Regions from separate parts of the Mus musculus genome. Here region 2 is linked to region 1. Evidence: chromatin loops called from intact Hi-C (ENCODE). Cell type or tissue: left cerebral cortex. All regions are shown on one strand.

Region 1 (8,000 bases):
CTATGGCCTCTGCTTCCATTCCTGCCTCCAGATCCCTACCCCGAGTTCCCTAGACAAGCTTTAAAATTAAATAAACCCTTCTCTCCCCAAGTTGCTTTTGGTTCTGGTACTTTAGCCATACAGCAATAGAAACCCTAACTAAGACAGAAGCCTATTTCTATTGGAATAATATCATTGTGTGTTCTTCTCTGAAGCCAGGGCTAATCACATCATACCATTCTATCACCATCTTTTATTAACTAAAAGCAAAGCATCATTTCCCCTAAGGACTCCCTTTACCATGAATCCCATCTTCTTTTAAGGACATATGTCCCACACTTTGGCATGATCTCGACTTTGGAGTTGTATTTTAAACAGCTTCATTTCCACCCCTGCTATCAACTCTTCTGATGGTGTATAATTGATAAAAATGAGCTCGGTAAGTTAGTTACCATAAAAACCCTTTAACAATGCAGGAACCTGTTAAACCATCCTCAAAGGAGCTGAGAACAATATATTTCTATTTTTATCTCGACATTTGGGATACCCCTTCCCCTGTCCATTTATGGTATGTGAGAAGCCAACAACAACGAAATGAGCAGGTAGCTAGAAAAAAAAAAAAAGGAAGGTATTATTAGGACTAAAACCAGCTACGCTAGGGAGGAAAGACCGGTCAAACTCACTGGATTACAGAAGCAATATTCATCCAGCGTGATTGTCCCAAGGCAAACAGAGTAGTCTGTAATCTAATCCCCTAAGATTTAACACTCTGACCTTCCTCCTAATCACTCGTCCTCTTTGCCAGCAAAGAGAAAGAACCTGTATGTTCTTACAAAACTGAATGGCATAAAGCCCAGAAACTATGATGTAACTTAGCATGGAACAATATCTGATCCCAGAGTTACCAATACCGTGTAACATATTTAATAGCACATATTTAATAGCAAAAGCCTATATGTAGCATGGTGAGCTTGGTATTATGTGTACAGCCATAGTTAACAATGCACAAATGTACCAGGGAGAAAGTGACTGTGAGGATGGTGGGAGATTTTAATTGGTTTGTCATATGCATAAGGAGCTACTTGCAAAAATATGGTCTAGAGCTTAGGTATAACTTATTGACTCCTGTATCCCTCTTCTCAGAAGTGATGTCAGCTCAAAAGAGGCCAGTATTCTTTTGGCAGCTGTTATTATAGTGAAGGTGAATTTATGATAATGATAATAATTGCTAGGGGCTTGGTCCTATCAATAACTGCTGGGGGCTTAGCCAATAAGACAGTCATGTCTCTCGTAATTCATGTTCACCTGGGCATCTTGGGCATTCAGATGCTGATTCAGTAATTCTTGAATGGACCAGGAGTCTGTATTGCAAACAAGTTCTCAGAGAATAACAAAGTTTTGGATGCTTGGACCACATATTAAGTAGACATACCTTATCTGCCAGCTGACATGCATTTGAAAACTGTCCTGCAAGCTAGAAAACACACACACACACACACACACACACTCACACACACACACACACACACACACACACACACACACTCACTCACACACACACACATCTTCTCTCACATCCATCTATGGCATCCAAACTGAGTTTGTTTCCCTGCCAACCAGCACGTACCTTGTCAGCGAATCCAATAATCTTGAAGCAGTGCTGAATGGCCTCAAACTGTGTCCGGTAAGACTCTTTGGAGGTGATGTCCTGCATGACTCTTTCAGTTTCCCCAGCTATATATCTAAATAGAGCAGAACATGACCCAACACAGGAAGTACTTAGCAAACAGCACCACAGGTAGGACAGGGGACACCTGGGTTTCTTCCCTTCACAGGCTAATACTCTGGTGAAGAAAAAAATGACTGTAGTTGAGCTTTTGATTACTCTAAAAAAAAAAAAAAACTTGCAAGGGCTGAGATGTGGTTCTTGCCAGCGTCTCTTGCATATTTAACTTTACAGAACGAGTCTTCAGGTAAGGGAGCAGCTCCATTTACTCCTAGATTAGTCAGCTGCTTAACTGAACACTCATTCCAACTTAACCAGCAACCTCCTCTCCGCCAGCAGCAAGGGATCTTGCAAGAAAACTTACCTAGGAGGCTTTTCCTCGGGAAGTCTGAACTCAGCGAGTTTCTTTTGGTGATAAAGACCAGCATAAATATAGTAAAATATATGAAAATTTTTCTCTCCCCTGAAAAAAAAATATTGAGGAAGAAGCTTTATCTGTAGATTTATAGCAGGCTTTCCAGACCTAAATAATTGATCCCATTTCCTTTCTGTACAAGATATTATTTTGCAACAAATTTACATAAGCGGGCAATTAAATACGTTTCATCCCAATGACAAACCATTAATCTTCACAATAGCATTTTACCAAACACATGTATCTTCACTATAAACTGAAGAACATTCTAGAACTAATTCGGGTAGCAGCTTAGTTGCATGTAACAATCTTTCCATGAAGCTCCTGGTCCTGTACATCCGTGTCATAAGCCCCCGTAGCTTTGGAGAGTGAGAAGTCTAGCCTACAGCGACCAGCCAAATGCCCCGCTTTACTGTAGCCTCGGGCAGGAAATCTGTGGAAGTGGCCAGGATGCTATGCTTTCACACACCGCTATGCCGTTCCTCAGTCCCTGATGGCTCCTGCTGACCACATCTTTTGTTGTTTTGGTTTGTTTGCTTGTTTTTTAATGAGTTCGGGGGGGGGGGGCTTATTTCATAGGCATGTCTCTGTGCATCATGTGCATGCAGTGCCCGTGGAGGCCAGAAGAGGGTTTGGATCTTCTGGAACTAGAGTTGCTAGGTACTACCTGGGTACTGGGAACCGAAGCTGGGTTCTCTGCAAGGGCAACAATTGCCCTTACCTTCTGTCTCTCCATTCATTGCCCACATCTGCTAAGTCAACCTAGATAGGGTGCCCAGTGTGTTCATTGTGACAGCAAATGACACAGAAGGAACCGAGAAGCACGTGCCTAGATACCATGCAGCAAACAGCAGTGCCAGGACACCAGAAGTGTCATCGCTTTTTGATAATGAAATTTCATTGCTAGATCACCACGGGTGGGGGAGCTTTGGAACCTGATACTTGGGGGCAATTTGGAAAATATTGCCTCGGATTCCTTTCTTCCCTTTGGAAGAGGGCAGTCTTTCACAAAGAAAATCCTACTGCCCACCAAACTCACTCTGCAGGAAGAAGCCTGGTGTGCCTCTCCTCTTTCCCTGTCTATGGCTTGGTCCTAGTCCTCCCTTTATCCTCTCCCAGGTATCCTTACCCTCCTTAGTCTGTTCAGGATGTCTTAGCACTCCATTCTAGATACCTCTACTTGCCGTTTCTCCCCCATCTGAACATAGATCATTACTTCATTGTTTTGTTTATCTGGGTTTCTTTTTCATCACAGGACGTTGAATCCAGGATCTTCACTTTCTAGGCAGTCCTCCACCAATAAGCTACATCCCAGCCATTGGCTTACTTTCCATGATCCTCCTGCCTCAGCCTCCCCAGCACTGGAATTACCAGGTGCATGCCGCCATGTCAAGCTATTTTTATTATTTAAAACAAATCTTACTGTATGTATTTAAGTTATGCAGTGTGGCACAAAATGCACATAAATAGCTTTACAAAGTTATTATTCAACTGATAAGTGCATTGGATGCCATTTATGGCAGGCACTGTGCTGGATGCCAGAGAAACAGTTCTTAGAGGATTCCCACCCTTTGGGGGCATTCCTTCTAGACAGAAGTAAATGAAATAAGAGGGGAGCTTGAGAGGAGGGCTTTAAAAGGAACACTCAGGGGGATAGGATAAAGAATAATGTTGAGAATGGGACTCACGTGTGCCAGGTCAAGGCAAAGACTCCAGGGAAATAACACTATAGTGAAGCCCTGAAGCCTGAGAGAGATTTGTAAAGCATTGTAGACAGATGGGCATCAGAGACAGAAGTCTGCACACAAGGGCTCAGAGGGCTGCCTTACACTTGGCCAACCTCTTAAAGGCTGTTTATTCAATGTACATTTGTCAGACCTTCATATGACCTCATCCAGAGATGGGGGACCAGGAAATGGGATACTCAAGTGTGCCCAGAAAAGGGTAGAACCACCACTGTCAATGTCACTTTAATTCACCCCATGTAATTGTTGTCTTGGAGACTTACTGCTGAATAAGCTCACCCTTTCTAGCTCTTTCTGAACTCTGGCTGGCTGGTTCAGCTCAGGTGTTTTGGCTCAAACTCCTCTCCCAGCTGACTGATTCAATCTGGCTTCTGAATGAATTGCTCTGCTTGGCCTCAAACTGTCAATGTGTTCTAATCTTCTGACTCCTCATTCTCTGGCTTGTTCTGCTTTACCCTGTGTCTAGCGTGTTGTCTCTGTAATCTGTGTGTAAAACTGCCCCGGTCAAAGCTGCCTCTTAACTTCCACGAATTGAACTGAACTGAACTCAACTGAACTCAACTCAACTCCATTACACTGCCTCCTTTGCTGGCTGACAGCTGAACTCAACCCACCTGCACTGAACTGACTTCAGTTCAACTGAGCTTAACTCACTGAACTGACTGACTCTTCTTAAGTAGCTTCTATTTCCTGTGCTGTTCTTGTGAGAGTTAGGTACATCCTATCCTTGTCAATTCTTCCTCAAGTCTGTCAATTCTCAAATCTGTCGCTCAATTAAACATTCAGAGACCGAATCTTTTGGGTCCAGACTCCATCTCAGAGTTAAGATTGAATTTGAGTTAGCTAACCTAGCACCAGTTTCCAGGTGACTACCCAATAAGACCTGTGTCTAGCACCAGTTTCTAGGTTATTCCCTAACAAATTTGCAACCTGCCCCTGACACTTCACTTCCTAACAACCACCAATTAGGAATAGAACAGAAGTTAAATGTATAGTTTGGCTCCCAGCACCAGCCAATTATGTTAAAGGCCATAATGATCCCCCCAATCAGATGTGTGTCAGGCTAGATACCCCCTTCTTGTCTCTATAAATGCTTTCTTGAAACTAAGCTTAGGGCTATTCCCTCCCATTCTGCATCAGAGACAGTGGTGTGGCCCAGCCTCGAGCTTGGATAATGAGATCCTATGAATAATGTGATTGCATCGGAATCGGCCCCTTGTTGGTCTTTTGGGGTTCACGAATGTTTCCTGCACAACATCATTGTTTGGGATTAAAGGTGGCTACCAAGAGCATGTCTGTATTCTAGACAGAGCAGCCATGTTGCTGAGGATTTTAAAGCCTTAACTGTTCTCCATCCCACTCAATTCTCTTAACAACCTTGGTAGGTTAGAGTTATTAGTCTTATATGATACATGAAGAAAGTAAGGTGAGACAATATTTACACCAATGAGCAACATTCCATGGGAAGGGCACGGAGCATAGGAAATGGCAGTGTTCGTTCTGTCAGAGACAGCGCCTTCAACTTTAAAATCATATCAATATGGCAAGGAAGAGACGGAGAGTTTCACCCAAGTGATCAAGAAGCTACAGGGAAGCTTCAAATACTTGTAGCTCCATCTCTTCAGTCTTATGTTCACTGTTCATAACCGCTTCTACTGTGCAAGGAAATTCTCTGATGGAGGAAGGTGTTTGGTGCTTTTGGGGTGCGTGTGTGTGTGTGTGTGTGTGTGTATGCTGGAAATCAAATCTAGCATGCCATACCCCCTCAGCCACACCCACAAATGCTTGGATTCTTAAGCTACTCCTGGGCCCGTGGCTCCCATTTGCCCAGGATGTGACTGTTCTGTCTCTCGTCTTCTCTACTCTACCTTCCTTATCCATCTGGCTCCCTCTTGTTTCCATTGGCCGACTGAAGCTAGAGTCAACATTTCAAAATTCAAGTTAGTGGTGACCACTCCCCTGCCTGAAAACATCCTCCAGTTTTGTAGTCTTTTAAGAAAAGGTTCGAAACCCGTGTGATCCATTCTTACAGTCCCTCTCCTGCCCCCATTCTGTTGGCTAACTCTTAAGGGATCCACAGATCTCACATCAAGCATCTTAAATCCAGGAGACCCATCTCTCCTTCTGGAACCCAGGTATACTGCCTAATTTTTGGTTTCTTGTGTCAAGTTGACACAAGACAGAGTCACTTAGGAAAAGTGAACCCACATTGAAAAAAAGTTGTTCCTACCATATTGGCCTGTGGTGCGTTCATCATAAGAGAGCAGGCTGGGCAAACCATGGGACCAAGCCAGTAAACAACCTCCTCCGTGGCCTCTGCACCAGTTCTTGCAGGGTCTGTCCTATTTGGGTTCTCATTCTGACTTCCTTTGGTTTGGACTGTGGTGTGGAAGTATAAGCAAAATAAATCCTACTCCCCCTGCCCCCCGAGTTGCTTTTGGTCATGGTGTAAATGGGGTAGGACCCCTCTGTCCTCCATGAACCCCACACAACTCTTCCTAAACCAGGTAGTGTGCACTCTGCACCGGTTTATCTCCCCAGCACTTATGTGGAAACTATTGCTTTTGAGCACTGATCACACCTGCTCTATTCATATATTCCCATAATGACTGGGCTGTGAGCCTCTCACCCCTCCCCCACACCCACCGTGGACTCAGGGACTTTGTCTGTCTTCTTTACTCTGGCATATAGCAGGCAGTCAATATTGACTGGCTGTGTGTATACAGTCCTGCTCCTGAGAAACTCTGGTGTCCTGCAGTGATCAAAACCAATAATAAGAAGAAGAGTGGCTAATACTGTTATCATGCACTGTCTCATGTACTTTTAAATAATTTTACACAGATAAACTTGTGGGTCTTACCAACAAACCCATGGGGCCATTGTTAGTGGCATCTGCAATTCACAAATGAGGCTCAGAAATGTTCAGAGACCTGCCCAAGGTCACAGAGTGTCAGAAGCAGTACACAAGCCTAGAATGACATGCTGGTGATGACCGTTACCTATTACAATAATGCTTTTCTTTTCTTTTTTTTTTAAGATTTATTTATTTATTATATATGAGAACACTGTTGCTGTCTTGAGACACACCAAAAGAGGGCATCAGATCCCATTACAGATGGTTGTGAGCCACCATGTGGTTGCTGGGAATTGAACTCAGGACCTCTGGAAGAGCAGTCAGTGCTCTTAACCACTGAACCATCTCTCCAGCCCACAATAATGCTTTTCTTAAAACAGAGTGTTATAGTTTAAATAATGCCCTACGTTTGAGTACTAGGTCCGCAGTGGGTGGCACTGTCTGGGAAGATTATGAAACCTTTAGACAGTGCTGCCCTGCTGGAGAAGGTACATCATTTGGGGCAGGCTTTGAGGTTTGACACCCTGGCCAGATCGCCTGTCTTCACACTATCTTCCTGTGTGTTGATGAGATGTGATCATCCAGCCTCCTGCTCCTGCTCCCATGCTTTCCTAGTCATGGTAGACCGTGTCTCCACTGGAACCATAAGGTAAAACGAGCCCTGCCTCACTGCTTTTTATCATAGCACTTTATCGCAGCAACAAAACAGTAACGAATACTTAATATTCTGTTCTCTCCCAAGTGAAAGGAAAAATGTGGAATATATTTCAGTACTTTTTGTTATTGAGAATTTCGAATTTAACGGATAAAGTGGGTCTTTAAGGTATGTGCAAATTAACTATTGTTAGATTTTTACCTTATACAACCAACTCAAGATAGACTGCTCATAAAGCACTGTCCCCAGCCTTTGCACTCTCCCCTTAATGCCCTTCAGATAAAACAAAAACAAAAATAAAACTACCACCGAGGGCTGGAGAGATGGCTCAGCCGTTAAAAGCTTTGGTGCTCCTGCAGAGGCTTTGAGCACGGTTCCCAGAGTGCACAAAGCAATCTGCAACCATCTATAACTCCAGTTCCAAGGATCTTCCTCCCTTTTCTGGTCCCTTAGGGTAACAGGCACTCACACTGTGCACAGACATACATGCAAGTAAAACACCCATGCGCGTAAGGCAAAACAAGACCTTAAAAAGCAAATCAGCTACCACTGCTCCTTTGCTTTTAAAAACTGGGGGAGACTAATGAGTAAGGGGAGATAGAACCTTCAAGATTGCCAGATTCTCC
Region 2 (8,000 bases), 310 kb before region 1:
CTCGTGCAGACCTGTTTTCTTCAAAAAATGTCATATGGCCGTTTCTTTTTGATAGTCCGAAGCTGAAATCGAACATAAATCGAGCAAACAAGCAGTACTGGGGAATTTGTATTATTTGTGTAAATCTAGAAACGCCCAGTTCTCGTCACCCCAAGCAGGCACACAGTGACCAGCAGGGGGCGATAGATTACAATTCCTGAGAACAACAGCCCCAAACAGCTGGTCTTCAAGGGAGCCTGGCAAGCTGTCTCCATTTCCCATGCATCCCCTGCCATTTTTTTTTTTTTTAAAAACAAAGCAGAATCTCTTTAAACGCTGAGAAATGCCCCAGATGTGACCTAAAACACCTAGAGTAGTGTGTCCCTTTGATGAAAGAGGACAGGCAGCGTGGCATCCGCTTCTTTTCCTCACCACTGTATCCTAAAGCTGAACTTAAGGAATCCTTTGATTGTAAGCTAGAAACAGCCTCACTGTAAAGCAGATAGTACAGACCTGAATACCGATGGGAAAGAGGATTTTTATTGGAACCCGAGTTGGTGAAAGAGTGCAAGACAGGAGACTAAAGTAATAGTTCATTTCTTTTTCTGATTAAAATACTAGGCATAATTCCTATTTCCAGACTCATTGTGTCTGGGACTATTTACGCGAAGGTTCTGAAGTGTTGTAACTTAGTCATGGAGAATCTGGTTATTTAAACTTGCGGGGTCAGGCGTGGCTCCTTCCCAGGCATTGACCAGTGCTCAGGGGGAGAGGGAACCTTAACGGGAGGGAGGGTTTGTTCTAACTGCTGAAGTTGTCAGTCCATTTTTTGTGAAGGGCTTATATTTAACAGCTCACTTGGCTTATGATGAGCATACTGTAGGTTTTCCTAACACAGTAAGGGGGGATCCACTGTAGTTCAGTTGGAAGACCAAAATCCTGTTTTCTTTTGACCAGGTTAGCCAGGGATCTTTAGATCCATTTAAACTGAAGTTTTTGAAGCCCGCATATATAAAGATTAAATAAGAATCATTATTTTCTTACTGGGACTTGATTCAACTTTACAGCTCGGAACCAAGCCCCAGAGTGGGAGGAAACTTCAAAGTTCTTCACCTCTCTACCCTTCCCTTGGTGTTGGGTTTAGCCATGGAATTTGCTTTGGACATTGGTACAAACCTGACCTTCAGACTCATGAGTGGTGTGCTATGCCCATCAGTATTACAGTTACAGCTGACAGCTTTAGTTTTTTACATCAAGAGGGTTAAAGAGAGCCAAGATGGAATTTAGAGCATGTGGCCTGGGTTGAGATAGAAAGGGTGTTTGGCTGGAGGCTAAGCATCATTGATGTTTCTTGAAGAAAATGTTAATTTCATGGCAAAATCTTTGTCAACACATTTTAATGTTTTTGCATTTTAAAATGACTAAAGCTAAGCTGTCCGCATTCCGGTGGATGGCCCTTACCCCCAAGAGCAGATGGCAGTACTAAGTGCTTTCAGTGGATCCAAAAGAGCACAGGAAATTAGGAAGGAAAAAGTGGTCTTGGGGGCATTGGAGGAGTTGGAGAGAAGAGGATGGGGAGGGGGACTTAATCAAAATGAATTATATTCATGTATGGAATTCTTAAACTAGAAATGAAAAACTAAACACAATGGCTAAAGCTGCCAGGCAGGAGTTGTGGGTCTTCCCCTTCAGTTGGTCGGAGGGCAGCTGGGACAGAAGCTGTGTCTGAGGAGGCTGGGTGGAACCCTCCATTGTCTCCACAGTTCCCAAGCTCAGCAGGGCTATGAAGGACTTTGTCTGCTCTTGGAGAACAGGCCAGGGGCAACAGTCTTCTCCACTGTAGGGGGAGGATCCCCCTGGGAGAGCCTCCAAACCATCAATGGTGACAGCCCCCACCTCTCAAGCCTGAGCCCACCGCACCCCCACCCTTCTGCCAAAGAGATTTCAGTTCAGTGGGAAGAACCAAAGACATGACATCATGGAGGCTGCTGACCTCTAAGGGTTTTTGCTTCAGTGGCAGCAGATTCAGGTACCCCAAAAAGCTGCCAAGAGGCCTCACTTTCACCATAACAATTTCTTCCACCCACAGTTACAACGGGAGGTCTGTGCAGTCTTCAGCCTAGTCAGGGAGGAGGGCCCCATTCACTCACGACACCTGGAGTGGGCGGGTCTAGAATTTCGACTGCAGACTGCATAGCTAAGCAGAAAGACTGATTTCTAGAAGTCATATAAGTAGCCCTCTTCTCATTCGTTGAGTAGGTGAAGGGTATGATACCTTCATCCGGGCCTCATCCAGTGCGTTGTTTAGCTTGTGTCACCTAGGTTCCAATAAACCCCCTTTGGTGTCTACTGTCCATAGTCTTTATATCGGGGGGGGGGGTCAGGTTTGAGCTGGTTACTGGGGGACATCTTAGACTCCCCTCCCCCAGCCCAGCTCCAGGCACTGTCAACTAGACAGGAGCTAGAGCCCCAGGGAGTAGGCAACCGCAGAGTCTATGGTTGATGCTGGGGAGAGTAGGGACAGCAGATACTAGAAGGACTCCACAGTTGAAAAGTTGAAAGATGAGAGGGGTGGGGAGCTGCAACTGCAGCTGGCACAAGGCTGGTGAGCACTCCAGACACTAGTCGTGGAGTTCCAGAAGGCTGGCTGTAAGGAGTTAGATAGCACTAGGGGCACAGGGTCCCAACACCCTTAGCGCAGAGATGTCATGCCAGTCACTGCAGCTGGGCCGTTGCTATTTAAAGCCTAGAGCTGAAGAGTTCTATATTCCAAGAGCAGAGGCAGAGAGACAAAGACACTGAGGAGAGTTGCTCTTTGTTTGTAGCTTCGGTCAAAACAGAGCAAAAGATCTCCCCCAACCCCCCCCCGGCTGATTGGTAATAGAGTCCCAGGATTGCTTCCTGTTGGTGATGTTTTTTTTTTAAAATATTTTTTATTACATATTTTCCTCAATTACATTTCCAATGCTATCCCAAAAGTCCCCCATACCCTCCCCCCCACTTCCCTACCCACCCATTCCCATTTTTTTGGCCCTGGCGTCCCCCTGTACTGGGGCATATACAGTTTGCGTGTCCAATTGGCCTCTCTTTCCAGTGATGGCCGACTAGGCCATCTTTTGATACATATGCAGCTAGAGTCAAGAGCTCCGGGGTACTGGATAGTTCATAATGTTGTTCCACCTATAGGGTTGCAGATCCCTTTAGCTCTTTGGGTACTTTCTCTAGCTCCTCCATTGGGAGCCCTGTGATCCATCCAATAGCTGACTGTGAGCATCCACTTCTGTGTTTGCTAGGCCCCGGCATAGTCTCACAAGAGAAAGCTACATCTGGGTCCTTTCGATAAAATCTTGCTAGTGTATGCAATGGTGTCAGCGTTTGGAAGCTGATTATGGGGTGGACCCCTGGATATGGCAGTCTCTAGATGGTCCATCCTTTCGTCTCAGCTCCAAACTGTTGGTGGTGTTTAGAGACCTATATTTCTGTCTCTCTGTCCCTCAGTCTTTCAGTATGACTAGGAGAATCGCAGCCCTCATATTATAGATGATAGCTCTCATGGAAATTGTGTTCATTTTTTTTCAGATTTATTTTTACGTATATGAATGAATGTTTTGCCTGCATGTATGTGTTACGTGTGTGTATTACATGCTTGCCTGGTGCCCACAGGACTTTCTCATTGAACTGGAGTTACAGGCAGTTGCAAGCCACCATGTGGGTGTTGGGGACTGAACCTGGGCCTCTAAGCCACCAGTTATTCTAATTGTGGAGACATCTCTCCAGCCCCATTTGTGTGTGTTTGTGTGTGTGTATGTGTCTGCTATGGATTCTCATTTAATTACTATATGCCCTCTGCTTTATACATGAGGTTATTTAAGGCCAGAGAGGTTCTAGGTCTTAGCAGCAAACATGCAGGGGAGAAGTGGGAAGGCAGCTCTCTCTTTTCCTGCACCCCCAGTGCCCTGTGCTCTGCTCTGTGACACATTCAAGTTCTGCCACTCATAACTATTTGGCCTGGAAAGACAATTCTCTCAGGGGCTCTGTAAGAAGAGGGTTGGGGTATCAGAAGAATACAGACAAGGTTTCATTCAACTGAAATAATCTGCTATGGCTTTGTATATCTTCTTTGTATATCTTGTATATCTTCTCCCTGGGGAGGATCCCCACCCAATGTTATGGTCTCCAAGACCTGTTGGGGTTTTTAGGGTAACTTCATCTGGAGAGGACCCCCCCCCAAAAGTTTAAATCATCAGACTTGAAGTTAACATTTCCGCTTTTCTTCCACTGTTTCAACCACCTAACACTTGGAGAGGAGAGAAAGGATAGAGAGGGGAGATGACATCTTTAGACTACTTGCGATTAGGGGTCTCTCGAGTTCCTTGGGGGCAAGTTTGATCTTCTTAGTCAGGATATCTAACTTCTTCTTCTTACCTCTGCACTTGTGCTGACTACTTGACAAACTACAATAAACCAACCACCAGCCAGCCAAAAGGCCTACAGGTGGGAAGACCCATATGGAGCTACCGGTCTCATATGCCCCCTGGTGGCTCAAGTAGTCACCAATCTTTTAGGGAGAGATATCTTACAAAGCCTTAGAGGTAGTTCTTACCACCCAACCAGAAAGAGACCATATTAATATAGAGGACATTACATATATATATATATAAAGTAATACCCAAGGAGACCCTAAAAAACCCCTCCAAATCACCCCGAATCCTAGGGGCCACTGTTAGATTTAATACTCACTGCCTTGATTGGCTCTCCAGTGAAGATATCTGGGTCCCACAGTAGACTCTATCAAGGGAGAAGCTTAGAGCCCTCACACAGCTGGTAGAAGAACAGCTGTTGCTACAACATATCCACCCCTCCCGCAGTCCATGGAAGACCCCATGTTTGCTATTAAAAAAAAACAACTCAGGGAGATGGAGATTATTACAAGCTTTGAGGGCAACTAATAAAAACCATGTGAGTCTGGGGCTCCCCACAAAGTGGGCTACCCCACATCTCAGTCATCCCTGCCAACGTTCCCCTATTAGCAATAGACATAAAAGGCTGCTTTTTTCCCCCTTCCCTCTCCACCCCTGAGACTGTGAACGCTTTCCATTCTCAGTACCCCCGATTGACAACTCTGGCCCAGCCTTACGATATGAATGGACTGTTCTCCCGCAGGGGATGGCTTACATTCCAACCATTTGTCAGGAGGCTGTAGCCACTGCATCAAAACCCTATTTAGACAAAAGACTCAATATACACCACTATATGGATGATACATTATTATGGGAAGACTCTTCGACCTCCCCCTCCCACCTTAAGGACCAGCTAATACCTTCCCTATCTGCCCTAGGCTTCAAATTAGCCCACTGCCCCCACAGTACAGCATACTGGAAAAGGAGTAAGATATCAGACCCTTACCTTTGGTGAGTGTACAAGAATAGACTCATGGTAAGGCTGAGGCACACAGGAAGGCAGTCAGCAAACAGTTGGATGCTTGTTACGCTACATGGTGCAAAGGTTGCACTGTGCCTCTTGAGGAATGAAAATTGCTCTTACGGGTTTGTTTCTCAGGACTCAATGTCTGGCCCTTCCTGAGAGGAAATGTAAACAGGCACTCGGTGGGCTGAACCTTAGAAAACAATAAGGCCTTAGATGCTTGCTGAACTCGTTGCTTTTGCTTCAAAGAAAAATACTGTAACAAAGTGAATGACCTCTAACATTCTGGATGTTGAAAACTAGGGCTCAAATGGGTTTAAAACAATCTGAGAAAAGATCATAAATAAATAAATAAATAAATAAATAAAGTCTCTTGGAATCATCAGATCTGCTTTCAACATTACATGGGATTAAGCCACTATGTAAATGTAAAGTATAAATGTGGAGCCTTTTCTCAATACAGGCACAAGCTATCCTGATTTACCCTCAGATCCCGTCTGAATCCTCTCCATAACTTCAAACGGCCCCTTTGGAACCTGAACCCCGCTGGAGCTAAACTCGTGCCCATCTTGTCCTAACAGTGAGGCTCAACAGGCACCTTCCGATCCCCGCCCAATAGCCTCCTTTCAGCAGAAATGCTGATCATCCAGGGATGGGTCTGGGCGCCTCCTCTTAGTGGTGTAAAGGTTGTGTGACTCACAGAGACGTGATTCCTGGAGAAGACAATGTTCTGATGGGGAATTCAGACGCATGTGGGAGGAGAACGGAGCCCCTAGGATGAGCCGACACTGTACAGTTCCTCCTCTCCTCCTCTCTGTGAGGTCATCTAGTCACGTGACTTTAAATGCCGTTCCTATTTATGAATATTCACATCTTTCCCCCAACATTACAGGTTCATATGTTTCGTGGAGCCTTTCCACTTACATTTTTAATAACAGGTACTCTAAACTATCCCAAATTAAACTCTCGATTCTTTCCCCAAATGTATTATGACCTTTTCCACCTCAGTAAATGAGAGCGAGACATCTCTGTCTTTCTAGCTGGCATAAGCAAACATCTTGGAGTCATCCCTGTCTCTGCCCTTTCAATTGTGGTAAATCATTGGATCTACTTTCAAATTTCATCCACATCTCAGGTTCTGCGCCTACAGCCCTCATTCTCCTCCCCACGGCCGGCAACACTAGGATCCATGATGGATTTCCTCTATGTGATGTTCTCTGAGGCCCTTGTCTAGAGTTAGGCCCAGGTCTTTACCTGCCACTGCTACATTCAAAGTACTTCTAGGGCCCCAGTCTTAGTGAAGCCCAGGTAATTGCAGTGTTCCTAACTGTTGTGATGTATCTACCAGAGAGCACCACTCAGACATGGGTTCAAGCCAACAGAAGGTCTTTATTAGGCCACCAGCGACTGCACTGGGTGTTTGGGACCAGTGTGTAGTCCTGAGCCTTTCTCAGGGTGAGCTTTTAAGCACAAAAACCACATCCTGGGTTGACATGGCTCAGTTAACAAGAATAGCTAGCCAGAAATAGAACTACACAGAAGTCAAAAAAGCAAGTAGTACATTTAAAGACTTTCCCAGAACTATGGACTTTGATGGATTAGGTTTTCCTTTTCATTTTTGGCAGGCGGTGCTGCCTGCTTGCTTGGCTCCCATGCCTGGATGAGAGGGCAGTTATGGCGTAAGTCATGCTAAGGCCTGGGCCCTGTTACCTTACCAGTGCTCAGGCCCCCAGGATGCTGGACTTCAATCTGGAAATGCTGTTCCGTGCTGCTCTTCTTGCTGTTTTCCTGACTGTTGTAGGCATCCTTCCATTTCTGGGGCTTTGCAATCATCACCTGATTGTAGAGTTTCCCCCCATCCCCTGCTATGCATAAGGTTTATTCCTTCACTGAATTTAATATTAATGAGGGTTTCTACTCTGCCTTGGATTATTTACTTTCCAGATAAAAAGCCCTTAAATCACTAGAGCTGGACAGATATCAATCCTCTATGTTATTTTGTCTACTTTCTTATCAGTAACCCTGAGATATAATTTGCCATGTTCGTCCTGGGTCATTCCTACTCCAACTGGCCTGCCCTGATTGCCATGTTTTACTCACCCCATGGTGTCTTCTCCTCTTTCCACCTTCCTCGTGGTCCTGCCTCAGATCCCAAGCCCAGGAATTGAAACCCCGCCTACCTCTCTTTTGCCCAGCTACAGGCTGTAGGCATCTTTATTGGCCAATCAGGGATAACTTGGGGGGAGGGAGGGGAGGTTACATAGCATCACCTGGTGTACAGTGAGGATCTCCTTGTCTCTGGGGCAACCGGGGGTTTAGTGTTTACATTACAATACACAGCAATGGACCAAATCTCAGCCCTCTACAATGTAGTCTTTGCTCTCATGTTCGTTTCTCAGTGAGAACTTCTTCCACCTCCTATTTAATACCGCCATTCTCTAGGACACCACTTCCCCCCAACATTTTTTACCTCTTTAAAATGTGTTTATTTACGCTATTTAGTATTTGTTCTTCCCACAAAGATAAGCTCTGGGGCTGGAGAGTTGGTAAAGTATCTGCCATGAAATCACAAAAACCTGGATTCAGATCCCTAAACT

The links. Hi-C counts contacts between places; a loop is a spot of excess contacts. Peaks named below come from ENCODE experiments on the same cell type or tissue, not always from the same donor. Only the 100,000 strongest peaks of a DNase experiment are listed, where the experiment ranks them.
Region 2: a loop joins it to region 1, with 2.5 times the contacts of the local background. A loop is called at or near these places in 10 of 42 quality-filtered maps.

Annotation. Positions count from the first base shown.
Region 1 is chr2:70,239,015-70,247,014 of GRCm38, reverse strand. It overlaps Myo3b (myosin IIIB), which reads right to left. Exons shown (of 35, transcript NM_177376.4): 16 at 2,070-2,168; 17 at 1,607-1,721. Among named protein-coding and RNA genes, the nearest start is that of Myo3b, 200 kb to the right of the region's middle. In left cerebral cortex, no CTCF peak of the experiment used is centred here; no DNase peak of the experiment used is centred here.
Region 2 is chr2:70,550,509-70,558,508 of GRCm38, reverse strand. The region is part of intron 1 of Gad1os (glutamate decarboxylase 1, opposite strand); the gene reads left to right. Among named protein-coding and RNA genes, the nearest start is that of Gad1, 7.6 kb to the left of the region's middle. In left cerebral cortex, CTCF peaks have their summits at 171 (motif pointing right) and 4,502 (motif pointing left); a DNase peak (open chromatin) is centred at 183.